2 separate regions of the Homo sapiens genome follow, and region 1 is linked to region 2. A link is an interaction called in ENCODE POLR2A ChIA-PET data of the cell type or tissue named here. Cell type or tissue: CD4-positive, alpha-beta T cell. All regions are shown on one strand. Links, peaks and the distances in the headings refer to the core of each region. The heading gives the core; the rest is flanking DNA. Region 1 overlaps PPIL4 (peptidylprolyl isomerase like 4). Region 2 has its middle 48 kb from the start of TAB2-AS1.

Region 1 (11,198 bases), core at 3,074-7,073, 300 kb after region 2:
GGAAGAGATCTTAGACAAGTCAGTAAGTCTTAAATAAGAAAATGGAGGCTGGATGCGGTGGCTCACGTCTGTAATCCCAGCACTTTGGGAGGTTGAGGTGGATGGATCACCTGAGGTCAGGAGTTCAAGACCAGCCTGACCAACATGGAGAAACTCTACTAAAAATACAAAATTAGCCAGGTGTGGGGACGCATGCCTGTAATCCCAGCTACTCGGGAGGCTGAGGCAGGAGAATTGCTTGAACCTGGGAGGCAGAGGTTGCGGTGAGCCAAGATTGCCCCACTGCACTCCAGCCTGGGCAACAAGAGCGAAACTCCATCTCGAAAAAAGAAAATGGATAATGTATACTTGGGTCTGAGCAATTAATTTTTAAAGTGTTTTATTTTATAACAGCTCCTCTCTAGATGTTCAAATACATCTTCCATGTTTAGAAAGACAGAAGTTAGAGAGGAGAATTTTTTTTGAGACAAGGTCTTGCTGTCTCCCAGGCAGGAATGCAGTGGCACGATCATGGCTCACTGTAGCTTCAACCTCCCAGGCTCAACCGATCCTTCCCACCTCAGTCTCCTAAGTAGCTGAGACCACAGGCATGTGCCATCACACCTGGCTAATTTTTGTATTTTTTTGTAGAGACGGGGTTTCCCCATGTTGCCCAGGGTGGTCTCAAACTCCTGGGTTCAAGTGATCCCCTCCCACCTCGGCCTCCCAAAGTACTGGGATTACAGGCATGAGCCACCTCACTCAGCTGATTAGGCTTATGTCAAAATTATTATATTTCTTTAAAATGAGTTTTTAAACACTGGTAGAATCCTTTGCCCCAAAGATAATAAAATTGCTACATTTAATTCTACTCTTAGACCACAGCCAATGCTCTTTCAAGAGATACTTTGTAAAATTTAACTTTCTTAAGACTGCCCAAAGGAAAGGAAAATTCTAAGGACTAAACTCCCAAGGGTCTCAACTCTATCACCAGATACCACTGTAGCAGACATAAATGTCAAGGCTTAAAATTCAGAGTGATGAATACCCATGGTTAAGGACTGGGTTTTAAGCAAATTATTAGTTATTCCATATACTGTCTAGATACTGTACACCTTGAGTTTGACAGTGTGTGAAAACAGATGTAACAGGATTGTTATAGTAATAATCACACTGTGTAATACAGTATTATAAACTGATTTGTGATTTTCCACACAATCCCAATAGTTCTTGTCATATTATAAGAGTCCCTGAGGTAGAAAAAATGAGTAGGCATTTTGGTTTAGCCTTTTGCCATCAATTTTCTAGTAAAATATGACATTCTGAGATAAAAGAATTTTTGTGCTTCCTATAACATATACAAAATAGAAATATTCATATACTATTATATCTGTACATCTTGTACTTATTTCTGTATTGGTTGAGACAAACTTTTAAAATGCCGAGACTGCTGGCTGATGTATAAATTTATAAAATCCTCAGTATGTTATTATACAAATGGGCACTTAAGTGCTTTGAGTATTTAAAATAGAAGAGATAAAAGATTATGTAGCACTTCATTCTTTTAAAAATTTGAGGAAGCTGAATATTTGAATTGGACTGAAACTTTAAAATCACTCCTACTCGGGAGTAGTTTTCAAAGCTACACAAGCTTTGAAGTCAGGTAGATCTGGGTTCAAATAGTCTTTGACATTTAGGAGATGTGTCAAACAAGTACTCTTAAGGTTAGAATAATTAGAGAAGGTTTCATGGAGAAGTTAGGATTTCAGATGAGCCTCAAAGGGTAAGTGAGCTTGGGTCTGAATGGGCTGCAAGAAGGCTAATGAAAGTAGTGTAAGTGAAAACTGAAAAGCAAGGAAAAATGAGCCCTGTATGTATGAAGGGGAAAAGTTAAAGTGGCTGAATGAAGCCATGTAAGAGGAGATCCTCCAAGTACATGCTAACACAGTGCTAAGAGCTTTAGGAGTGCAATATCCTCATTCTAGAAATAGGGAAACTGAGACTCAAGAGATCTGCACAGGTTGGAGATAATTTAACTTGACATCCAAAATTAAAAAGGGGGGAGTGGTACAGAATAATGGGGAAAAAATCCAACACCTGACTGAACCAAATAAATGTTAAAATTCTAGCTCTCCCACTATAAAGGCCTAAGGGCCTGTGGGATCAGTATCTTCATATCTAAAGTGAGATAAATGAATTAGATAAGGTCTAGGTCCTTTCCAGTATGAATTTTTAAAAGTTATATTATTTATACATTTAAAACATAAGACAAGATGATTAAACTACCATGTGGCAAAAAAAGAAAAGAAAAAACGAAGAACACAAAATGGCCAATTTAAAGCAATTAACCTAGCAAATGACTTGAAATAAGCAATCAAAAAAAGTCTAATCTAATTAAAAGCTATCCTTGCTCAAGTCTCTGGGACTAAATCAAAGATCTGGTTAAATCTTAGTCACCAAGATAACATTAAATCACTAAAATGACAGAAAAAGTACAGTCAAGAATACAAACACTATGAAAACCCCAGTGGAAAACTGACAACCAGCATGAATACTTCTCAGCAAGGCAACCCCCAGCTGAATACGCATTTCCTGTAACCCCAGTAAAACCCAAACCTCAACAACACAAAAACCATCTCTGGAATTAAGACATGAGGTGGAAAATTAAACAAACGTTTTCGAATTGATTAGTAAGGCTAGTTACTCAATAAAAAACAAAGAATTTGAAGAAATAAGTTAAAATACTCTTGGGAAACCAGACTCACTAAGCAAAACACCGACAAACAGGAAAATATGAACTATAGCTGAAATTTGTCTAGTACTGAAAATTCTCTTTAATGAATTTTAAAAAATAAAAAACAAAATAATAAAAAATCGGGGGGCCATTAAAATCTTAAATACTGATGCTGAGTTTTATTAGGAAGAAGAGAAAATTAATGTAGCTATATCATTAAATCAAAGTACAAAACTTTTTAAAATTTAATATACTTTAAGGGGAGAAGTTAGGAGATCATTATTCAGAATTTAATAATTTTATAGTTAATATTGCCTTAAAATTTCAACTTAAAATTGCCTTAAAATCTTTTTAAAAATACTAATAGCATTCCCCCAAAATCTTGATGCTTTTACTCCATGCAAAATGAGAAGGATATTTGCTACTGTAAGGTTTCAAGTAATCAAACAGCAGAATCAGAAAGACTCACACAAAAAAAACACAACCAGTCTGAAATTTTTTAGACCTCTGATTATCTCAAACACACCAATGTTTATTTATCTCAGGCTTAAATTCATGGACGGTTCCATGTACAAGTGCAGGATGAAAAGCTGGAGCTAAAAGCAGCACATGGAGGGGGAAAGAATTCAGAGTTTTTAGTGGAAAACATGCTAAACATTCACAGGAATGTGATACAGCCACCAGTAAAGAAGACTGATGCGACCTCAGACTAAAGTAATAGAGTACAGACATTTAAGAAGGAGGAGATGTGTTCCTATTAGATCACATTGGAATATTATACTATGGGACAAATTTTATTAAAATAACATTAGAGTTTAGGAAAGAAAACTGATGAGAATATACCCCAGGTAAGAAGACGAGCAAAAGTAGTTAGGAGTATGTTTCAAGTTAAGAGTAGTTAGTTTCAACTATGAAACTAAACTGTGGTTCCACTACTTACTAGCTGTGTAAAACTATGGGCAAGTAACAATTTTTGTTCTCACTTTGTTGTGTGAAAGGGGGATAAAAGAACCCACCTTACATTGTAAGGACCAAAAAATATTAACTACTACTACTTTTTTCTTTTATTTAAAATTTTTATAGAGACAGGGCCTCCTATGTTGCCCAGGCTGGTCTTGAACTCTGGGATCAAGCGATTCTCCTGCCTCAGCTTCCCAACATGCTGGGATTACAAGCATGAGCCACTGCACCTGGCCTACTACTACTTTTATTACCACCGATTCATGTGAGAAATATTTGCAGGAACCAACAAAAGTATGGCCTGAAAACGGGATGAGGCATGAATGATGGCAATCTTTAAACAGCTAAAGGGCTATAGAAAGAAGAAATTCTATCTCTGCTGGATTATAGCAAAGAGCTAACTACATATATCAAATATTTACTTGCTAAATTTTTTTAAATCAATAACCCATAAAACACATAAAATAGTTACCCACAGAGGGAAGAAGGAAAAGGGGAGGGAACAAGAATGGAAGCTAGGTTCTCTAAATGTACCATTTTGTAGATTTCACTTTGGAAACAGTTTTTAAAACTACAAAACAAAAAATTGTTAAAGCAACCCTTAAAACATTAAAAATAAATAAATAAAAATGAAACAGGGCCGGGCGCGGTGGCTCACGCCTATAATCCCAGCACTTTGGGAGGCTGAGGCAGGCAGATCACGAGGTCAGGAGTTCGAGACCAGCCTGGCCAACTTGGTGAAACTCCATCTCTAGTAAAAATACAAAAATCAGCCAGGCATGATGGCAGGTGCCTGTAATCCCACCTACTCGGGAGGCTGAGGCAGGAGAATCGCTTGAACCCAGGAGGCGGAGGTTGCAGTGAGCCGAGATTGCACCATTGCACTCCAGCCTGGGCAACAAGAGCAAAACTCCGTCTCAAAAAAAAGAAAGAAAAGAAACACTTTAACTGAAATATGAATCTAGTTAATGTCATAACCACAGAGAGAAACTATTCCAAGTAACTCTAAAACTAGTAATTTGCTTTAACAGTTAAAAAAAAAAAGTAGTAACAATAATAACCAGTGTAGAAAATGTTTGCACACGCATTTTTTTCACTGAATCTTAACAAAATGCCTGTGAAGTATTTCTCACTTTTCACAGAGGATGAAACTGTGGCTCAGAAAGTTAAACAACTTGTCAAGGTCACTTTGATGGCCAGCAGTATGTAAACCTAGCTCTCCTGACAGCAAATCCTTGACTCTGCCTATCATACTACATTTCTCTATTTCTGCATCTTTGGTTAACATTCTCACCATCTTAAATTCCCTCCCTTCTCACCTCAGCCCACTGAAATCCTTCTCATCCACCAGGGCCCAGCATAAATGTTTCTATGTGGTAAAACAAAAGCAAGGAGCTCTGATGTAAAAAAAAAAAAAAAATTTTTTTTGGAGACGTGGTCTGGCTCTGTCATCCAGGCTGGAGGGCAGTGGCATGATCTGGGCTCACTGCAGCCTCTACCTCCTGGGCTCAAGCGATCCTCTCAAGCTCCCAAGTAGCTGAGACCATAGGTGCACACCACCATGCCTGGCCAATTGTGTGTGTGTGTGTGTGTGTGTACTTTTTGTCAAGGTGTGTGTGTGTGTATTTTTTGTCGAGATGGGGGTTTCACCATGTTGCCCAGGCTGGTCTCCAACTCTTAAGCTCAAGCGATCTACCTGCCTCGGCCTCCCAAAGTGCTAGGATTACAGGCGTGAGCCACCGTACCCAGCCTGTAAATTGCTTTTTATTTAACTAAGAACCAAAGCACAGGCTGGAAATAATCACTTTTCTTCACAATAAATTTTCTTTGGGGAATTTTTATTATTTTTTTTAAATGTGCTGTTCAGGAGAGCTTTTAGCATGCTAAAGTTAATTACCAGTGCTGTTTTTCTTATATACAATACAGCAGGATATAAATGTTTTATAGGATGTAAAATCTCAAGAGCCCTTAAGTGCTATACATAACACTTGGTGATAAATTAAGCAGATAAATGACAAAATCTTTTTCAGCACAACCACACTTGTTTCTGATGGGAATAAAGGAGTATCCACAGGTACGGAAATCACTCTTGCTTCACAATGTGGAAGTATTTGATACATTAAGTTATGTCAAAAATGATCTTTTATCATTTGTGATAAATATTTTTGAAAATTAAAATCCCATACCCCAGTGCAACCATTCTGCTTCTTAGGAACAAACCCATCTCTGCTTAGAACTATCCCTTACCTCCTAAATTATATCACTAAGACATCATTTACAGAGGGATAAAATATTTATTTCTCCACATCTAAGTCTGGACATTAGAGGTACCTGATTAGTATTTTTGATTGGCATGTAGTCCTCATCTTCTTTCTCTTCAGAACAGTGATGGGTTTTCTTCTTGTGTTTTTTACTTGTGTGTGAGTGACTTGATTTTGAGTCTTCGGCCTGCTCATCTAATATAAGATCGTATTTTGTACTGCAGTAGTTAGTTAAGGATAAATGTGATAAATAATACTGGTAAGACATCAAAACTTAAGATCTGGTAAACAAAGGAGGTCATAAGGCTAAAAGTAACTAAAGCAAAAAGCATCTCAAAAGAATATAGTACATTTCTAAAACAAAACTAACATTTTCTTTCATTATATAGTCAGGAGAAATGGAAAGAATCCTAATCCTAAACAATCTTAAAATAAAGACTAGTAGGCAAAAAAATTAGGAGGAAAAAATAAACGTATTTGTCAATAATTTAAAAAATTTAAATTTAGAAAATGAGGGACATCTTTAACTAGAAAAAATTATTATAAATTCCAATGCCCAGAAAAGCTATATAAGATAACAGGTACATTTGTATGTCTCTTCTTTTAGTTCAATCAAGAGGAAATTCAGCAATGCATATCGAGTTATCATGTTTAAATTCTTCTTATTATTTTTTTTGAGACGGAGTCTTGCCCTGTTGCCCGAGCTGGAGTGCAGTGGCGCGATCTCAGCTCACTGCAACCTCCGCCTCTCAGGTTCAAGCAATTCTCCTGCCTCAGCCTCCCGAGTAGCTGGGACTACAGGCACATGCCACCACGCCTGACTAATTTTTTGTGTCTTTAGTAGAAACGGGGCTTCCCCATGTTGGCCAGGCTGGTCTCAAACACCTGACCTCGTGATCCACCCGCCTCGGCCTCCCAAAGTGCTGGGATTACAGGTGTGAGCCACCACACCTGCCCATCATGTTTAAATTCTAATAAGAATTTATGAATACAGTTAAATGAACAAAAATATACATAAAAGCCAGGCGTGGTGGCTCACACCTGTAATCCCAGCACTTTGGGAAGCCAAGGCGGGCGACTCACTCGAGGCCAGGAGTTCGAGACCAGCCTGGCCAATATGGTGAAACCCCATCTCTACTAAAAATACAAAAATTAGCCGGGCATGGTGGCGCAACCTATAACCCCAGCTACTCGGGAGGCTGAGGCAGGAAAATCATTTGAACCCAGGAGGTAGAGACTTTTGTGAGCCGAGGTTGCACTACTGCACTCCAGCCTGGGTGACAGAGCGGGGACTCAGTCTCAAAAAAAAAAAAAAAAAAAAAAAAAAAATATATATATATATATATATATATATACATATAAAAAATATGCATAATAGTATTACTTTTAGTAGCAAAGTAGGAACAACAAAATATCTAGTAATAAAGACATACTTAAATGCATTATAGTACTTCAACAAGATACAATATTATAAATGAAGTTATCAACAACGATAAATGCTACAGAAAAAACCCTAGAAAGGTGTTTATGAAAATTAACATGAAAAAAGCTTAAAGCAAAAACAACATATACCATACAACGATTATAACTTTACATAAGAGAAAGGTTTGAAAGAAACAAGGAGAAATAAAAAGTATCATGTGTCTAGGTGATGAAGCTACGAGTGAATCTTTTTAAATTTCATCTAAATGTGTTAAAAATGTTTTAATGTTTTAATTCAGAGATAAGTATTTTCTTAAATATACTATAATAGAATAAGAGAAAATATAAAAGAGTTACGATTTCTGCTGAAAATAATCTCAACCTCAAAGGTGGATTTTGAGGAAGACTGACATGGGCTGGAATGGTGGTTTTCCAGAGAAAGGTTATGAGGAAGCCCAACAGGCAGAGCTATGCTAATTACATGTGGGACCACAGTAAACGCAGACACACTTCCCTCAGGACTAGAGGCTCGTGTCTGCTTCACAAAGCCACAACTCAACACTTTCCACAGGAATGTCTCACTTCTACATAAGATCAAATGAAAGACATTGTTCCTCCTAGCTTCCCATGAGATGGCTAAAGAGGGTTAGTCAGCTCGTACCATTCGGTTATGACTCCATTATCTCCAACTTCCCTCTTTTCACTATGCTACTCTGTTTCCGGGGCATCTTCTGGATCTTGCCTTTTCCAGATACACATTCCATAGCTCCCACCTATGATTTCATCCTAATGTGTGCTCTGCACATGCTGCTCCCTCTGTCCAAATTCTTCAGAGCACTCAGTCTTGCTCTGTTGCCCAGGCTGGAGTGCAGTGGCCTGATCTTGGCTCCCTGCAACCACCCCATCCAGGGTTCAAGCAATTCTCCTGCCTCAGCCTCCCAAGTAGCTGTGATTACAAGTGCACACCACCACACCCAGCTAATTTTCGTATTTTTAGTCGAGACAGGGTTTCGCCACGTTGGCCAGGCTGGTCTCAAACTCCTGACCTCAAATGATCCACCTGCCTCAGTCTCCCAAAGTGCTGGGATTACAGGCATGAGCCACTGCGCCTGGCTCAGAGCAATGTTTTTCAAACTGATGACTATAATCCATCAATGGGGTATAAAATCTATTTAGTGGGCCACAACAGCATTTAAAAAAAAAAACAGAAATACAGTATATGCCTAAAAAAATTTTATTTTATTAATCTTTTGGTTCAAGTGTGTGTGTGTGTGTGTGTGTGTGAATGTTTGTACTGTGACTGTATTGGGTTAAGACAAAAACTGTATTTTTTTTAATTTTTTTTTTGAGACGGAGTTTCACTCTTGTTGCCCAGGCTGGAGTACAATGGCGCGATCTTGGCTCACCACAACCTCTGCCTCCTGGGTTCAAGCAATTCTCCTGCCTCAGCCTCCCGAGTAGCTGGGATTACAGGCATCCGCCACCACGCCTGGCTAATTTTTTGTATTTTTAGTAGAGACGGAGTTTCTGCATGTTGGCCAGGCTGGTCTTGAACTCCCGACCTCGGGTGATCTGCCCGCCTCGGCCTCCCAGAGTGCTGGGATTATAGGCATGAGCCACTGCACCCAGCCAATTTTTTTTTTTTTTTTAAGAAAAAAAAAATGGAGACCGGGTCTCGCTATATTGCCCTGGCTGCTCTCAAACTTCTGGGCTCCAGCAATCCTCCCACCTCGGCCTCCCACACTGCTGGGATTACAGGCATGAGCCACTGCACCCAGCCTATTTCTTAAATGATGGATCATACGAAAGAAGACAGCACTCCCATGAGCCACTGCACCCAGCCTATTTCTTAAATGATGGATCATACGAAAGAAGACAGCACTCCACCTCAGCCCTCCTATCTCCCATATTAGTGTCACAGCTTTAATGCCACTTTTTTCAGTGTTGAGGGTATTCTCTAACCTCTCGCCCCCTATTATGAGTCCCATATCTCTTTGCAATATTTATTTGCAATAATTTAGACGTATTTAGAATGGTAATTATTTAATGTCTGGTTTTTTTTCCCCACTCCAACAGCAAAATGTAAGCTCTATGTGGGCAGGAACTGAATATCTTTCATTGCTAAACTGAGTATGTGACAGATGCTTACTAAGTATCTGTTGATTACTTGTCATACCCTCAAGACACTTGTTGTATCTCCTGCTTCCTCACTTACCCACTATCTTGTACTTATCACTAAAATCAACACTTTCAGAAGACATCAAATCCCTCTCCCTTTGAATAAAACACAAATTTGTGAGCTCACTGCCATCTTTTCTCCAATTTCTTCCCTGAGGTCTAGTTGGGCCAAGTTATTTCCTTCTCCTACTTCTATTTTTGATTCTTCTTATTAATAATCTATACTTTCACTAATTTCTCTTTCTCTTAAGGCCCATAAAGTAGATGCCACCATGCCTTCTTAACTGACTTAAGACAATTTATCTGCACATCAGACTATCCCCTAACAGCATTTCTCTCTTTTGCATCAACTTCAAAAGGCTAGAAGCTACACTATTCCATATAAGTATATGTGTGGTTGTTTCAATTAATTAAAATTAAAGAAAACTTAAAATTCCCCTTCTTCCAGCTATAGTTATTAGTAATAAGCCTAAATTTAATTTCAAAGATTTGGTAAATAAATATCAAATGTATTCCATTCATAACTTTTATGATTTTGAGCTTTCAATCATATGCCCTTGAATGTTGATCTTTTCTGACCAAATCTCAGCTTCTTATTTGGTCTGTCTGCATGTGAAAGCCTCTCCTTATGCTGATTTTATCAGCTTTCTTCAGACTTTATCCAGTTCTAACACCTCACAATGCTTTATACATTGCAGACAATCAACACATCTTAAAACATGAATATAGACCAGGTCAACCTGATATTCATCTTTCTTGATGAGTACTTGGAAAAGAAATGTCTACATATGTAGAAAAAAAAATCCCTGAAATACCAATAGAAACTAGGAAACAAAGACACCATTTACCAGAAAGAATCACAACAGAAATAACTCTTGCAATGTGTGGAGTGATATATTTATAATGGGAAAAATTAGTGAACCAATTTAAATGTCATAATATAAACAGTATGTTTCATTACTTTTTACATGTCTCAACCTAAAACTTGGAAGAACCTGAAGTAAATGGTCAAGTCAATGGATTTCTTTTTAATCCTACAAAAGTGAACTCTTGCACTCAGTAGAAGCCCAATAAATATTTGTTGTTGAAATTACAATATACTATACCGAAAGAAGTAACCTAACATTGTAACAGAGAACAATAGGATTTTGTTATCTAGGTAAGGAAGTTAAACATAACAGCAGGTAGCACAAAGGAATCAGCTTAGCAATAATAAATTTCAGATTATGAGGAATAGAAAACATTACAATTACATATAGAAAATACAAAGCTAGTGTTACAGCTCTTTTAGAATTTGTCTAGTAGGCTTTCCGGTTTTTGCAGGAAAGCCCCCCCAAAAAGAAAATACAAATCTTACCTGAAGATCTTCTGAGAATATGATAAGTAGGAAAGTACTTAACCTAGAGTAGGAAAGTATTAATAAAAGAATTAGGCTACAGATTTCTTTCAACCTTAACTTTCTCCATACACTAGAGTATAGTGAAAAAGCAAAGTATATGTAAGATCTTGAAAAGAGATAATGATAAACTAAGTTACTTCCTCACAAACAATCTGGATTCAGGAAATTTGTCTTCTATAGCTTTTGTGACTTTTCATAACACATCACACAGTACTCTACACATAGCAGATGGTCAATACATATTAACTAACTGATTCTTGGTAAG
Region 2 (16,540 bases), core at 7,680-11,679:
CCTGAGTTCCCAGATCCGACCCTGGCACCCGCAGCTCCCTGTCTTCACTGTGCCATTGCTCGTTAAGCTGCGCTGGTTGCCTGACCCCCCAGGTGTCCCCCCTGGGGACTGGGCACACAGTCTAGGTACTTGTTTTGCTCAAGCCAATGAAAAAGGCATGAGGAACACTTCAAAGGAAGCTTTCAAACTGCTGATCTTGGCAGTTCTGCTGTTTTCAAAGACAACAGAACAGTGGGAAGGAGGAAGATTTCATTTCCCTGGAGCTTCTCTGCTTAGCTCTGGAAACAATAGTAACCAAGTGCATTTTGGGAGGAATCATTTGAACCAGGTCCTTATCTTCATTGCTTGGAATAAGGTTTTATAAAAAACAAAACATCAACAACAACAAGAAAACTCCCCACTTAATTCAAACGCCACATTCATTTTCGTCTGGTTTGTTTCTCATCAATAAAAATGCATAATTAACTCCCTGAAGTTAGGCATTGCTAATGAATAGAAATCCATTTCAATGAATTCATAACCTGTGGGATTTCTGATGTAACCCTGTAATCTACTTCATTGACAAATTTTAAATGACTTGATGGAAGAAAATGAAGGTCCTAAGCTGCTGTTTGATGCTCAGTAGCTTGTTTCTTTTGTTAGTAGGTAGGGAGGCGGACTTCTCAGGCTTTACTATGGCTTACCCTAGGAGGACAACAGCACTCAACATAGGCTCAACAAAGCATCATATTTTTAATCCATCAGCAGTTTTCCAGAAGAATGTTGCTCATAATTAAATAACTTAAAGTAACAGAGAGTTAGCAAGAGAGGAGTCAACACAGGCACAATCTACCCGTCTATCCTCACCCATCTTTAGATATTGGTCAGCAGCTGTCATGGACTGGAGACTCCTGGGACCAATGGCCAATGACTGTGAGGATTGGAAACTGCAGTTCCTTGCTTTGTGTGTAGCTCTCTCCTCTGACTTGAGAATGCTGTTTAAAACGGTCTAGGTATAGTTCTAAACAGCTGACTCATCATTAAGGACAGGTGTCTGCAGAGAAGTCAGCAAGTGCAATTAATGTTAAAAATAAGATAACCTTTCAAAATACTACCCATGCACTACACCTGGCGTGTGGAAAAGAGGGGGCAGTCAATATCCCCTACATGGCCTACTGTTAGCCAGCCGAGCATACACAGAGTATAGGAAAAATACGTAAAACAGATCTTTATTTTGAATTTGAACCATGCATTCTATTATGGGTCCTACTCCAGGTGTTGTCCCATTGTATTCCAGGTGCCTTTCCCAGTTTCCCAGGGTGCAGGCCTGGTAATTGATTCTCTGAGTGACCATGTGGTCACTCCCTTGTAGCCAGTTGACCTCTCTGACTCTGACCTTCCACCCATCCTCCGTTTCCTTCGATCCTCCAGACCTTGGAATCTCTTCTCCTCCTGGCAAGGACTCCTGTCTTGGATGAACTTTAGTCAGGCTCCTCTGAGCCCACAGCTAGGCCTCATCCTTAGTCCTGGCCTTGGCCTGCTGAGCCCAGTTTTAGAAAAAAAAAAAAAAAAAAAGAAGTCCTGCTAAGGCAGCTTATCCAAAATCCCACCCTTGATATCTAACCAAGTTCCTCTTGGTAACTTTCCATTTCACCTCCTCAGCTGCCTGTTGGCTATACACCTCCTCTTGTTTCTGTTGTATCTAGAGTTGAGTTCAACTTCTCTCCCCTATTACAGTAGTGTTGAAGAAAGCCTTCCTTGCCATTTTTAACAAATGTCAGAATAATTTCTCTTTAACCCTTCTCAGACCCAGGGCCCCACCTCTTCTGCACCTGGAGTTCTCTTTGTCTTTAAGTGCTCGTCTCCTTCTTCAGATTAACACCCACTGCCAGGTGCTGGGGCATTGAATCCTGAGTGCTGGAAGAGAAGATAAAGGAAAAGCAGCCTTCTCAGCAGTCTGTTTTCAGGGCTGGGAAGGTGGGATAATCACAGCTTTCCCTACTCCTAAGTTAACGGTTCTGTGGCATCTCCCTTCCTTTTGCTAAGCGTAGCTGTCTTCTTAGTAAACCTGGTCTGGAACCCCAGGAGAAAAACAGGGGAAGAAAAAAAAAAAAGCAAGCCCTCATTTGTGATATCGGAAGAACTGAAAAACCTTACTCCCTGTCCACCACAAAAGAATTATCCTGTATATGGAATTAGAAATAATTAATGTGATTTGAAACTGGTACAAAGCAAACAATCAAAAGGCTCTGCTGAATTACTGGTGCCGTGTGGAAATAAATGGGTTTGGAGTCAGATGGGCCTGAATTTAAAGCCTGCCTCCCCCATCTAGCTTGTCAGGACCTCAAGCAAGCAGGTTAACGCTGGAGCCCAGATGCCTTGTCTGTAAAAATCTCCTATCTCACAAGGTCAGTAAGAGGAATAGATGAGCATCTAACACCATGCTTAGTGCAGGGTTATTTTTTAAAGGTTCATTTTCACTTCCTGACTCTCACTCTGTTTGAGAGACAATGGTTTGGAGACTAGAAAAATATATCGTTCAAAACGTGTGTGATTTTTTTAATCTTCCATGCTTTGATTTTGTGATTTATCTGATGCTAACATTATCATTTAAGAAATCACAATATTTTGTATGTCTTTTAATATTTTATAAGGCAATTCTATTTCTTTCAGTGTAAAATATAGGGACATTTTAAAACATAGTTTTATTTTTTCTGAGCTAACATGTTTTTAGACAGAATGAAGTTATAGTGCCACAATGAGTGAGAGGAAAATAAGAAATTTAGTAGAATGTAAAGTGATAAAACAGTAAACTAAATGTTTACATTTAAGTTCTATTATTTTTCTATGAAAAAATCTAGACATATGCATAAGTAGAGAGAATAGTGTAATGAAACCCCTTGTATCTGTCACCCCGTCTTAACAATTACATTTTGCCAATCTTGTTTTGTCTGTACATCACCCTGCAGTTCTCACCATCCTCTTCACTGGAATGTTTTAAAGCAAATTCTCAACATCATATTTTAGTGCATATTTCCAATAGTGAATTCTTCTTATTTTATATAATCAAATTACTACTAATATAGCTAATAAAATTTAAAAATAATTCCTTATATAGTTCCTATGTATTCTCAATGTCCACTCAATGTTTAAATACCCTGATTGTCTCAAAAGCATCTTTTTACAGTTGACTTGATTGGATCTGGTCCAAATAAGAAATTTGGTCGATATGTTATGTAAGTCTCTTTTAATCTATATCATTCCTCCCTCCTTCCCACCCCATTTGTATTAGTCTGTTCTCACATTGCTATAAATACCTGAGGCTAGGTAATTTATAAAGAAAAGAGGTTTAATTGGCTCACAGTTCTACAGGCTGTATAGGAAGCATGATTCTGGCACCTGCTAGGCTTCTGGGGAGGCCTCAGGAAACTTACAATCATGGCAGAAGGCAAAGGCGAAGCAGGCCCTTCTTACATGACCGGTGTAGGATGGAGAGAAAGGTGGGAGGAGGTGCTACCCATTTTTAAACAACCAGATCTCATGAGAACTCTATCATGAGAACAGCACCAAAGGGGGAATCTGCCCCCATGATCCAATCACCTCCCACCAGGCCCCACCTCTAACATTGGGGATTACAATTGAACATGAGATGTGGGTGGCGATCCAGATCCAAACCATATCACTATTCATGCTATTTGTTGAAAAAACCAAGTCATTTGTCTTATTGAATTTCCCATGCTCTGAATTTGGCTAATTGCATCATTGTGGTGTCATTTAACATACTCCCCATCCCCTGTATTTCCTGTGAGCATGGTTGGATCTAGAGACTTGATCAGATTCCGGTTCAATTTTTCAGCAGAACTTCATGGAAGGAGCTTGTACTTACTATTGATCACCTCAGGAGACACAAAATATCTCTTCTCTAGTGAATTTTCAACCGATCAGTGAAACAAAAAGTTATTTGTATTCCAATCCAGGATAATAACTCTCCATTTATGGTGGAAAGACAAGATTTTTTGAGTCATCCAGACTTGAGACAAAACACTGAACTGTGGCACTATGGACAAGACATTGTGGATTTTCCCATGTTGGGTGCTGGATATTCTTGTATTCCTATAAATATTCTTGAGCTTTGTTCTGGGATGCAGTTACATTACTTGGAAACAGTTTGACTCTTTGGGGTGTTGTTTTTAATATTGTTAGATGGGTCTGGAGCAGCATTAATCGAGAGCTAATTTTGTGCTACTGCTGAAGCAAGCCCTTTGAGTTCTCTACCCAGTGCCCATGCATTAGGAGGGTTTCCAGTCTGGCTGGTGGCCTGTGTGAGCACCAGGCACCATTCCCTCAAAGTCTTTAGGCTGGTTCTTTCCCCAGCCTCACACACAAGCAACGATCAGTCCTCTACTAAGTACAGTGTTACAGGCCTTGAGGTACAGACACTGCAGAAGCCAGACAATAATTCCCATTCCTATGAAATATACAAGTATTGTACAGATTACAACTTCCAAATAAAATGCAAGCAAATGTTGCCAACTTAAACCTCATTCACAAATGGGATTATCTCAACAAACCAAGTCCATTCCCCATGAATGCAGGAAAATAAACAAATATGTGCAAGAGCCCTATCAGATCACAGTATAGAAGGTCTTGTTGAAAGGATTTTTTAAGTAAGTCCCTGCTTTCTCCTTCTCTCATGTAGAAAAAAGCAAAATATACCTTTGCAAGGAGTATTTCCATCGGAAATCATTTTGCTCTCATGGAGGTGGAGAAAAATAATTTAAAACAGATAAAAGAGTGGATCTGGATAACTTTTCTTTTCTTTTAGATCTTAAAAACCATTCACTTCAATACCACGAGCCCATGTAAGAATGCCATTTAAAATAATGATTTTACATTCTCTAAATCTTTGGTATTTGTCATTTTGAGGGAATATCATGTATCATAAGACTGCTTTTATTTTCTTCCCATCAGACAAGATTATCCAAAGCAATTACTAATTAGCTGATTCAGGGCCCATGATAAGAACATACAAGAACTTTAGATGTTGTGTGGCTCCATGGCCCCTTTAAACCTGGGGGGTCCGCAGGTACACAACCAGTAATTTTTCTTAGTGCCAATGGTCGTGTCTCAGGCAGTTTGTACCACATGGGTTGTTGTGGTGGTGGTGGTGATTACTGATGTTCTTTCAAGAACTTTTAGAAGTTCTAGGAACACCGAGAATCAGATTAGCTGTCAGAAGGAGCAGAGAGATTATCCAACATTGGTTATGTATAAGGGATATTAAATACTATTGTTCTCAATAACATTAACAATGAAATATGACAACTTAATAATATAAATCTTAAAGACATACCAGGTCTCTTTAGAGATGAGATAGTTATCTTTATAGTTATGCCCTAAGCATTTCAATTAACTTGACAAGTTATAGCAATAAATACATAAAAGATGCAAAAGTTACATCTTCAATAAAGGGAATGTAGTGGTTTTCTTAATCCAAAATTTTGTTTTATATATGATACGCCCAGTGTTCTCTGTATGTGTGATTGGAAGACGCCATTGCTGGACAGGAGGAAGTGCAGATGCCCTAAACATTTAACCAGGTTCACATAGAACAGTAGGCTCTGCTTTAAGAGGGCAGATTAAGTGCATGTATTTACTTGCTTTCCATGGAATCCCACTTAAATAACACTTGAACAAGTAGAATAAATTCTTAACAGTACTGAGTGCTGTTTTTGACATATTCCTGAAAACCAAATACATGGGATCATATTGATACAAAATCATAGCAAGGAATGACAACTCTTTTCCCCAAAGAGCCCTGTGCCCATCTGCATTAGATTCCCAAGGCTGCCATAACCAAGCACTGGTGCCACAAACAGGGAGGTTTATAACACAGATGTATCTTCTTACAGTCCTGGAGGATAAAAGTTCGAAATAAAGGTACGAGCAAGGTTAGTTCCTTCGGAGAGCTCTGGGGGAAAATATGTTCTGTGCCTTTCTCCCAGCCTCTGGGGTTCCCAGCAGTCCTCGGCGCTCCTTGCATTGTAGACACATCGCTCCAGTCTCTACCTCTGTGGTTATATGGGTTCTCCCTGTGTGTTTCTGTGTGTCTTCATCTCTTCTCCTCCTCTCCTCCTCTTTTTTTTTTTTTGAGATGGTATCTCACTCTGTTGCCTAGGCTGGAGTGCAGCGGCGTGATCTCAGCTCACTGCAACCTCCGCCTCTACAGTTCAAGCGATTCTTCTGCCTCAGCCTCCCAAGTAGCTGGGATTACAGGTGCCCAACACCATGTCCGGCTAATTTTTTTGTATTTTTAGCAGAGACAGGATTTCACCATGTTGGCCAGGCTGGTCTCAAACTCCTGACCTCAGATGATCCGCCCACCTCAGCCTCCCAAACTGTTGGGATTACAGGCATGAGCCACTGAGCCTAGCCTTCTCCTCTTATAAGGACACCAGCGATACTAGATTCAGGGTCCATCCTACTCCAATATGATCTTATCTTAATTACATCTTCAATGACCCTATGCCCAAATAAGGTCACACTCTGAGGTAGCAGGGACTAGAACTTCAACATATCTTTTATCTTTTAGGGGGGCACAATTTAACCTGTAGCACCATCATTCACCTGTTTGCGTTCAGATTAATTTCCTACTCTCTCTCTCTCTCTCTGTCTCTCTCTCTCTCTGCTCTTTCTGTGTCTCAAAGTATTAACTCCTATAATCTATATTTTCCAGACTCCCTTGCCAAACTGGCTTCTGGCTGATGTCAACCAACGGGAGGCACTAGCAAGGGACTGGCAGGAGGGAGAACCGAAGAAGCCAGGGTGATTCTCCCCTCTATCTCTGCCTTGGGCAGTGTTTCCAGTAGCAGCTACATCTACTCCATGATTCTAGTTCCTTCTGGAAGGCTTGCTGTAGCTGGGAGGCTCTCCCAGTATGCAGCAAGGGGGCCAGAGCTGCTAAACTCTGTGAATGCCATCCTCCAACTCGCCTCTGCTTCTAAAATCTGAGTTGCTTCATTCTTCAGTTTGCTCTGTCAGCTCTTCCAAGACTTTTATAATTAATTCCCCTAATTAAATTCTCTCTATTGAACTACCTGGCATAAGTTCTGTTTTCCTGACAGACCCCTGACTGATCAAGCTTCAGGCAATGCCAAGCTCTGAGTCAACTAGTAGAGAACAGGAGTGTGCCAGGGGGCAGACATCAAGGCAAGTATTGAAAGGACCACCAATGGGATAAGAGAGCAGACCCCAGTGCCCCCCTTCCCTCCCCCTGCAAACGCAGCACAACTGTCAGGAGACGTGTGTGGGAAATAATAGCTGTGTGCAAAATCCTTCACGTTTCTTAGTGAGCAGCCAGTAGATACCATCCAATGTTGTTTTCAAAAGGAACTATAAGCATATTTCTAGTGTAATGATGTTACAGTAGACACCAAAATTATTTAAAACATCAATAAATAAAAATTATCTCTCAGGACTTAGACTTAGGGTAGGCAGGAATGGGCTTATTTTGGTTTATTTTCTCTCCTTCTGTGCTATTTGAATGTTGTAAAACTTTTGCCTCTATTACTTTTGGTTGTTGTTGTTGAGACGGAGTCTCGCTCTGTCACCCAGGCTGGAGTGCAGTGGCGAGATCTCGGCTCACTGCAAGCTCCGCCTCCTGGGTTCACGCCATTCTCCTGCCTCAGCCTACCGAGTAGCTGGGACTACAGGTGCCCGCCACGGCGCCCAGCTAATTTTTTGTATCTTTTAGTAGAGACGGGGTTTCACCGTGGTCTCGATCTCCTGACCTCGTGATCCACCCACCTCGGCCTCCCAAAGTGCTGGGATTACAGGCGTGAGCCACTGCGCCCGGCCGCCTCTATTACTTCTTTAATGTTTTAAGCACTAATTTCAAAGATTTGACTGGGTCTTTGTCTAGCTAAGGAACAAGTGATTTTATATCAAGTCTTATTTCCTGGACATAGAAGGGGGAAGGTAGAGATGAAAGAGTGGAGAATTTTGAAGCAGGCATGTGAATAAAGAAGGTAATGGCACTACCCATTGACTAAGTAATTGCTTTACATGTTACACTGTGGATGGGGGAAATCCATGCAGAGGGTGTTTCATGTTAGGAAATATGCCACTCTTTCCAAATGTGATATTTTTGAGAATTACTGTGTGTTAGGCCATTCTTGCATTGCTATATATAAAAAAAAAAAAAACGAAAACCTGAGGCTGGGTAGTTTATAAAGAAAAGAGATTTAATTGGCTCACTGTTCTGCAGGCCGTACAGGAAGCATGGTGCTAGCATCTGCATGATGTCCGGGGAGACCTCAGGAAGCTTACAATCATGGCAGAAGGCAAAGGGGGAGCAAGCATCTCACATGGTGACAGTGGGAGTAAAAGAAAGAGTCAGGGGTTGGGGAGGTGCCACACACTTTTAAACAACCAGAACTCATAAGAACTCACTCACTATTGTGAGGACAGCACCAAGTCATGAGGCATCAGCCCCCATGGCTCAAACACCAGGCCCCACCTCCAACACTGGGGACTACATTTCAACATGAGATTTGGGCAGGACAAATATCCAAACCATATCCTACTGTTCGTTCTTGGGAGATGTGTGAGTGCATTTGATCTATTATTTTTAATCCTCACTCCTACTCCTGCTGTCCAAGACCAGTAAGAAGGAGGAGGCTCATCTACCCCTCCACATTGGCAGAGGGCATGGAAGAGACAGAGCTGAAAGGGCTCAAGACTGCTCTGAACATTTATAGTAAGCCCAGGCATAGCTGCACAGGGTAGATAAGTAGTGCTGGAGTGATTAGAAACTTTCATCTACAACAGCACAGCATAGTTTTTAAAAAAATACATAGGCTTAAGAAAAAGATAAACCTGGGTTTCAGTCTCAGCATTGCCATCTACTACTTGTACTTAAATTCTCTGAACTTCAATCTCCATTTCTGCCAAACAGAGATAACATTTAGTCAACACAGTTTTCATGAAAAATGAGAAAATACATGCAAGGAATTTTATAGAATGTCTTGCACGTAGGAGGACCTCAATAAAACACATCCATTGCTGATGAGGAAATAGGTCAAATAAGGCTCTGCATATCTGGATATAAACAAAAGGTGATTGAGAGGGCTTCTTAGATATTTGTAGGTTTTTCAAAGCACTGACTTGCTTACTACTCCTGCTTTTCTTCCAGGCAGTCAAAGCATATTTCCTGACAATTGTACTGAGTGTTTTAAATAGACTGACAAACAACAGAGACAATCCCATGCAAAGCCAGCCTTCTCAGACCAGCTTGTTGCTAGCTGTGGTTGCAGGGAGCAGATTTAGATGAGTCATATGTTGTAGAAATGGGCAGAAAAGGACTGGAGTCCTCGAGACATAACCCCAGATTCAGAGTGTGACACTAAGTCTGGGGCTCTATTTGTAGTGGGTAGATAGCAGGAAGGTGTTATCCAGACTGTGGCCCAGTGAGGGGACCCAGAGTCCCTAGTCATCTGTTTCCTAATCTCCAAATTGCACTGTCCCTCCTGGAGTCATGCAGACAAAATGGGAAGGGCCTAGGCCAAAGAGAGTCAAAGAGTGAAGAAAAATGGTTAAGAATCTCCTAGGAAGCTTAGTAAACTTCTAACATCAACATTAACAAAATGTTTAAGAGAATGATAATTACAGGTGTCACAGGGCTCACTGTTTGCCTCATAAATAGGGCTAGATTCAACGTGTCTGGCATGTATCTGGAAAACTGGTGAGGTGGACCTGACAAAAGTCTCTTGGATAAAATGTATTCTAAAAGTGAAGAAAATGAGAGACAGATGACTTGACTTAGTCATTGTAGGAGGAAGTAAGTCTGAGTACAGCACTGTGTTCTCACTAAGTTTATCTACCGGTTGTGCCCAGCAAAAACGGAAGTAACGCCGAACTACAGGTGGTCCCTGATGGCCTCAGACAGACTCAGCAATAGGCATGTACAGGGTGAGCAGGAAGGAATACCTGGCAGAAACCTAGTACCCCATGGAGGGGCCTGCCACAAAAGAAGAGAACAAATGAGCATGACATTTGAGAGCTGTAGATGATCAGACTTGTTCAGTATTGCATGGGAGGCATCCTATAGAGATGCCCCATAACAGGACCTGTACCACTGGGCAGCAAAAAGAGATAGGGAACCGTGGGAGGCTATTGTGATCACAACCACTGTTTACTCATAGGCGAATGTGGCCTTGGGAAATGCCAGCACATGAGTAAATGACCATAAATGGTCATTCTTTTGACTGCTAGCTGATGGTTGAAAGCCTCAAAGAAATATACTATAGTCCACAATAACAACTAAATGCAAAGACCTCTGGAAATTTCTACAGATGTATAGACTCTGCTGTTAAGTCAAAGCAGACCTTTGTCTAGACAGCTCTGAGATAGATAACTCTTCTATTTCCTTCTGGCGTCTGCTATCTCTGGGGACTTATAAAGGACCTTGTCTTCCCTGATAAGGTGATATCATTTGATTTATGTATTAATTGGGTTGGGATAGGCTTTGTCAGTAACAGTTTTCTAAAAAAAAGAAATCTCAATGGCTTAATGCAATAAAGACTTACTTCTTGATCACATAGTGCCTGATACAAATTGGGCGGCCCTCCTCCATCTTAAATATATTCCAACTACAGCACATGGTCTCCATGATCATCATAGAAGGGAAAAGAGAGCTAGAGGATCCACAGGAAGATTTTCAGTGCCAGGCCTACCTAGAAATGTTCATCTCACTCCTGTCCATTTTCCCATTGGCCAGAATTGTCCAAGACCCACCTGGCCCATGAAGGCTTGGAAAGGGAGAGGGACACCTGACCACTGGGTGAGCATGAAGAATCTCTGCCACATATTTTCCTTAAACAATTCATCTCTCTCATTAGTTGCCTTGTTTAAATTGCTGTTGTTAAATACATTTAGTTAAGTATTGGCGAATGAATTAGTCAAGAAAGGAGAAATATATTCATCAAGGTTAAAAAAAAATTAAAAGCCGGTACCAGACACATCTTCTTCTGAGTCATCTCAGTGTGATTTATCTAGTAATGAGTTAAATGTTTGCTGTATATTTACCACGGAGTGAGACAGAGCAGCCTTTATGTTCTCAGCAACAGCTTCGAACGCTGCCAGCATTAGAACCTATTTGTTTTATTGAGAAGAGGGATTGTTGGCTGGAACACAAGGGCTCCCCATTACTCTTTCTGGAAAAAGCAATGGGAACTTTAACTTTTCTCTGGACAGCTACCAACATCTATCAGAAGAAACAAGAGTGTAACGTCTCTTTCTGAAGGGCCGCACTTAGAATGCCTAACAGCCTCCCAGCCTCTACTGGTGTCAGCAGTGGATAGAAGTCCAAATGCAAGCTATTCTGTGTTTACTGGAAGTGCTAAAGTGAATCAACCCTATAAACGGAAAACAACAAACTGACCTGACCTGGAATACTAAATGAAACCGAAGTCCAAAGGTACCAAGCTCAAAATCAAGAGCAGAGGCATTCAAGTGTACCCTCTTCCCCCCAGGATTAATTCTGAGTTCAGACAGAGACATATTCTATGACCTCAAGTAGAAGACTTCATGTCTCTGCACTTTGGCTAACTCAAGGTCAAACTCAAGTCTCTATCAAAGTTTTCTACTTCTCAAAGTTGAGTTTTCTAAAACTCTTTTTTTCAACTGACTGCTGACTTTAAATCTTCCACATGGCTTCCTTCAGCTTCAGTAGACTATCTGCTTCCTCCTAATTCACAGAGAAAACTGAGAAACGAGTGAGAAAACTCCCAACTCTGTCCACACTGCCCACAAGTTTTTCAGCCAAGTATTTTCCACTTCCTGTCCTGTTCATTCCTCCACCCACCACTGCCTGGCTTCCACCTTCGCTGCACCACTGAAGCTGCTCTGGTTAACACTGCTGCTGCCTTAACCTGAAGAACACTTGTAAATCCCTGTCTCATTTGACCTTCCCTTGGCATTCAGTACGGCTGTTGACCATTTCTTCACTTTCCATTCTGCTGGTTCCTGGTTCTCCAGGTTTCTGGTTCCCCTAACACCTACCAAGTCTCTTTAATGCCTTCTTAAATGTTGCTGTTGCCCCAGGTATCCCATTTAGCTCTCGGCTAATTCATTGAACAAGGCTTTCTTGAATGAGGAAGAACTTAGTGGAAAGGCTAAAGCCAATCAGCTCCTCAGAGTGAAAACGGGCACAAGGGTTGGCACCAGAAAAACAGAATAGAATAAGATCCACCCCTGTCCTCATGGACCTATGCTCTGGATCTCATTTGATTGCCCCAGCATCTACCCAGGCGCCCACGCTGAAAACTGTCACACTCACAGCCAAAAGATCCCCGAATACAGTCACATCTGTCTTTTGAAAATCTTTTGCATCTGCTCACTCTGCTTCCTCTGTGTGGTCATCAGCTGAGTTCCAGCTTTTGTCATCCATCACCTGGACCAATGGCAATAAATCTTCCTTGTTCACTCTGACTCCAGCCTCACGTCCCTCCAATCTTTCCTGCATATTGCATTCACAATGATTTTTAAAACACTCAATGTGGTCACATCATTCTTCATTCAAATCTTTTCAGTAGTTCCCCCATCATCTCCTTACGAGGCTTCTCATGAGCTGGCTCTCACCAGCTTCTCCTGTATCTCTTCTACTACTCTCCTGCGCACATCATAGCCTCCAAAATTAATAACCACCTTAGAGTTTCCCTGAGTGTTGACATGTTATCACACTTACACAGCAATAGCCTTAAGAAATCCTTTACAATCATGTGACTGAGATTCTTCATGTTATCTATGTAGTTTACTTTTTATACCACAAGTCTTGCACATAAAAGCACATTGACTTACTCATCTAACAGGCATCTCAAACTTAACTTATCTGACACAGAAAAACCTGCTCTTTCCTGCTCTTCTCCATCTTCACTGCTCAGGCCCGAAAACTCGGAGGCAAACACAATTCCTCTCCCTTTCCAATATGTCCAAATCAGCTGTCAACTCCATACCCAATATATAGCCCAAAGCAATCCACTTCACTCCATCACCATGGCTGTCTCCACAGTCCATGTCACAGTCTCCAGATGACTATAAAACTTCCCAGCAAGTCTCCCTGCATCCAGTCTTGCCCCCTTAGAATCCATTCTCCACACTGCAACCCACGTGATCATCTAGGAACATAAATCCTATCATGTCACTCCTTGTTTAAGACCCTCCGATGGTTTCCTTGAAACTTAGAGGAAATTTCAAACACTTTCAGAGCCCTGTGTGAATCAGCCACACCCTCCCCACTCCTCCTGTGTACCCCTGTCTTTCCCGCACCCTCTGTGCTCCAGTCACACTGAACTTCCTTCTGTCTCAAACACACCAGCCTTATTCCCACCTCAGACCCTCGCAGTGGCTGTTCCCTCTCCATGAGATGCCCTTCTTGCAGAGGCCGGCTCCCTCCTGATGTTAGATGCCAGCTTAAATATCACCTCTTCAGAAAAGCCTTTCAGGATTACCATGCCTAATGCACCTTCATCACATCACCCTGTCCTATTGGTATTATGGCTCTTACCACTGCCTGACTTTAAATCAGCTCTCTCCCCTCATGAAAGTATAAGGCCCCAAGGGCAGGAACTTGTTTATTACTATATCTAGTGGTGGTATCCAAATTATTTAACAACAGGTCTGGCATAGACTCCAACCCATCAGAAGGGATGCCCATCTGTAAACCCTCAGCTGGCCTGACTGCAAAGTAGTCACTGGACATCAGCCTTCTTGTGTCCTGCATCTGAACAGTGTGACTCTCAATACATGTCAGTTGAATGGGTGAATGAATAAATTAACAACTGTTTCTTGGTTAGGTTCACTGTTCCATCAGGAACACAGGCCTTCACTGTTTTTCTTAAAAAATATATTTATTTATATATTTATTTTTGAGACTGGGTCTGGCTCTGTCACCCAGGTGGAGTGCAGTTACATGATCACAGCTCACTGCAGCCTCAACTTCCCAGGCTCCAGCGTTCCTTCCTCATTAGCCTCACAGGTAGCTGGGACCACAGGCACATGCCACCACATCTGGCTAATTTTTGTATTTTTGGCCGAGATGGGGTTTCACCATGTTGCCCAGGCTGGTCTCGAACTCCTGAGCTCAAGCAATCCACCCGCCTTAGCCTCCCAAAGTGCTGGGATTACAGGTGTGAGCCACCGTCCCCAGCCACAGGTCTCCATTACTAAAGAAGGGTGTACTGAGCCCCTACATGTCCAGGCCTGATCTGCACCCACTGAGAGGCCCCTCGGTTTTCCTGCACAGGTTACTTCTCTTCAGGGACTGTTGTTGTTTTTAAATTTTATTTGAACCAGTAGCTCTGGAATTTGGGTAGGATGATTTCCGCCCAAGTCCTTGACATCCACCAGTGTTTACTTCCTTTTTGTGCATTCTGTGGGCACCCACGGCTGAACAATAGTGAGAGGGGCTCTGAAACTGATTTCAGAAGATGGGGTTCAAGGTCAAGCAATATCACATGCCAGCTGTGAGTCGTCAGGTCTTGGACAGATTATTTAAGTTCTCTGAGTCTACTTTTCCATCTTTAAAATAGGCACATAATAATGGCCTACCTCCCGGGATGGCTGAAGGACTGTATGAGATGGTACACAGCAAAGTATCAAACCAGCCACACCTAGCATTTGAGAGCCATATGTGTTAATTTCATTTTGCTCACCACTTCTCTTCAGAGTTGTTATGAAAATCAAATGAAATAATACACATGCAGCTGCTCTGCAAACCATATGTAATGTTCAGATTATTGATAATAAATTATCCCTGATTTGAGAAATCAGGTGGCTTTCCAGAAATTATGAAGAGCTGGAAAGGAACTTTAGGCCTTGTGGTGGCAAAGTCAGTGCTCCAGCCAAGGAGGCCCATGCTCTGCTTAGCTAAACGGCCCTCCCTGGAGATAGCATCATTGGAGGGCAATCTTAGTATGTCATACAAGGTTGCTAGGTGCTAAAAATATAGACTTGCCAGTTTCCTACAGAGAAGGAGGGTTTTCTGCTGGGTTCAAGCATTACTCTAGCAGCAAGATCTGGGGGCACCTTCTCTTTTATCTCTCCTCCGAATCAAATGTCTTGCCCTTTATTTGAAAATAAAGCTCTCCCAGCACTTTGGGAGGCTGAGGTAGGTGAATCACTTAAGCTCAGGAGTTTGAGACCAGCCTGGGTAACAAGGCAGAGCCCCATCTCTGCAAAAAAAAAAAAAAAAAAAAAAAAAAAAGAAAGGAAAAACACTCAGCCAGGTGTGGTGGCACTTGCCTGTAGTCCCTGCTACAAGGGAGGATGGCTTGAGCTTGGGAGGTTGAGGCTGCAGTGAGCTGAGTTCGTGCCACTGCATTCCAGCCTGTCTTAAAAAACAAAAGAAAAGAAAGCTCCCTGGGGCTCTCACCTCTCTCATTCATCCAGGCTTTCCCCAGTTCCTGGAATTCTGTCTCCTTCTGCCTTCTCCGGCCACTAGACCACCTCATATGGAAATTCAGACCGTGACCTGAGCAGCCCTATGGAGCTACACATGTCACTTCCTGCTCTCTTCATAGTCACATGCTAGTACACAGCAGCCCCGACCTAGTCACAGCTACCTGCAGTGGGGCCCTCACCCTAAAAGCCCCACCAATACCGACACACAGCCAGTTACCTTGATTTGGAGACATTAAGGTTCTCAGAAGATCACTTAAGCCCTTAAATCAACAAAGTAGTTCTTGATGCGGCCCACAGCGAGGTTTCTTACCAACGCTCTGTCTAACAGCTTCAACCAACTATTTTTGCTAACTAGGTACTAAACTTTTAAAGTCATTATTTAAGTCTTTTGTGCCTCCTAAATTCACTGCCTTGGAGCAAATCCCTGGTCATGAACCTCTGGTTGCCCCCTTGCCCAGACTTTCTCAGAGAGAAAGGTAGGAATGGGTCCCAGAGTTGATGTCTCCACTTAAAACCCATCTGCCACTTACAAACTATTGACCTTCGGCAAATCATTTCATTTCTCCATGCCTCCGTTTCCTCATAGATAAAACTGGTGATGATCATGATGATGTTACCTACATCACAGAGTTTTTGTAGGAAATTAAGAAAATGTCTGTGAGGTGCTCAGCTCAGCACAGTGCCTCGCACATTCACAGTAAGTAAAGAATATGTCTTAATTTTAGTATTAGTATTACTGTTTAGCTCAGGAGTAAGCAAATTAAGGCCCAAGTGTCAAATCCTACCACACACATTCATTTACATATTGTCAATGCATGTTTTCACTACAATAGCAGAGTTGAGTGATTGAAACAGAGACAGCATGGCCACAAAGCCTAAAATATTAACTAGCTGGCCCTTTACAGAAAAAGTTTGGCAACTCTGGGTTTAGCCTGTTGTATCTCTCCTTCCTGGCCAGATGGTGAGACCAGCATAAAAACCACTGGTGACAGAGGCTGTTAGTTGCCTCCCAATACCCAGTTTTCTCTTCCTGTATAGTAATAGAATCCTCTCCCCTTTTTAGCCTGCACATGATGCCTGGAATAAAGACTGCATTTCCCAG

Evidence for each region. Peaks named below come from ENCODE experiments on the same cell type or tissue, not always from the same donor. Only the 100,000 strongest peaks of a DNase experiment are listed, where the experiment ranks them.
Region 1: POLR2A ChIA-PET joins it to region 2 with 5 read pairs; 2 of 35 experiments call an interaction of 5 or more read pairs at or near these places.

Annotation. Positions count from the first base shown.
Region 1 is chr6:149,506,151-149,517,348 of GRCh38, forward strand. It overlaps PPIL4 (peptidylprolyl isomerase like 4), which reads right to left. Exons shown (of 13, transcript NM_139126.4): 12 at 6,005-6,152. It also overlaps the pseudogene RNU7-3P. Among named protein-coding and RNA genes, the nearest start is that of ZC3H12D, 27 kb to the left of the region's middle. In CD4-positive, alpha-beta T cell, for the core only: no CTCF peak of the experiment used is centred there; no DNase peak of the experiment used is centred there; H3K27ac peaks cover 481 bases.
Region 2 is chr6:149,201,266-149,217,805 of GRCh38, forward strand. No RefSeq gene overlaps it. Among named protein-coding and RNA genes, the nearest start is that of TAB2-AS1, 48 kb to the right of the region's middle. RefSeq lists enhancers at 11,827-11,946, 16,512-16,540. In CD4-positive, alpha-beta T cell, for the core only: no CTCF peak of the experiment used is centred there; DNase peaks (open chromatin) are centred at 9,356 and 9,876.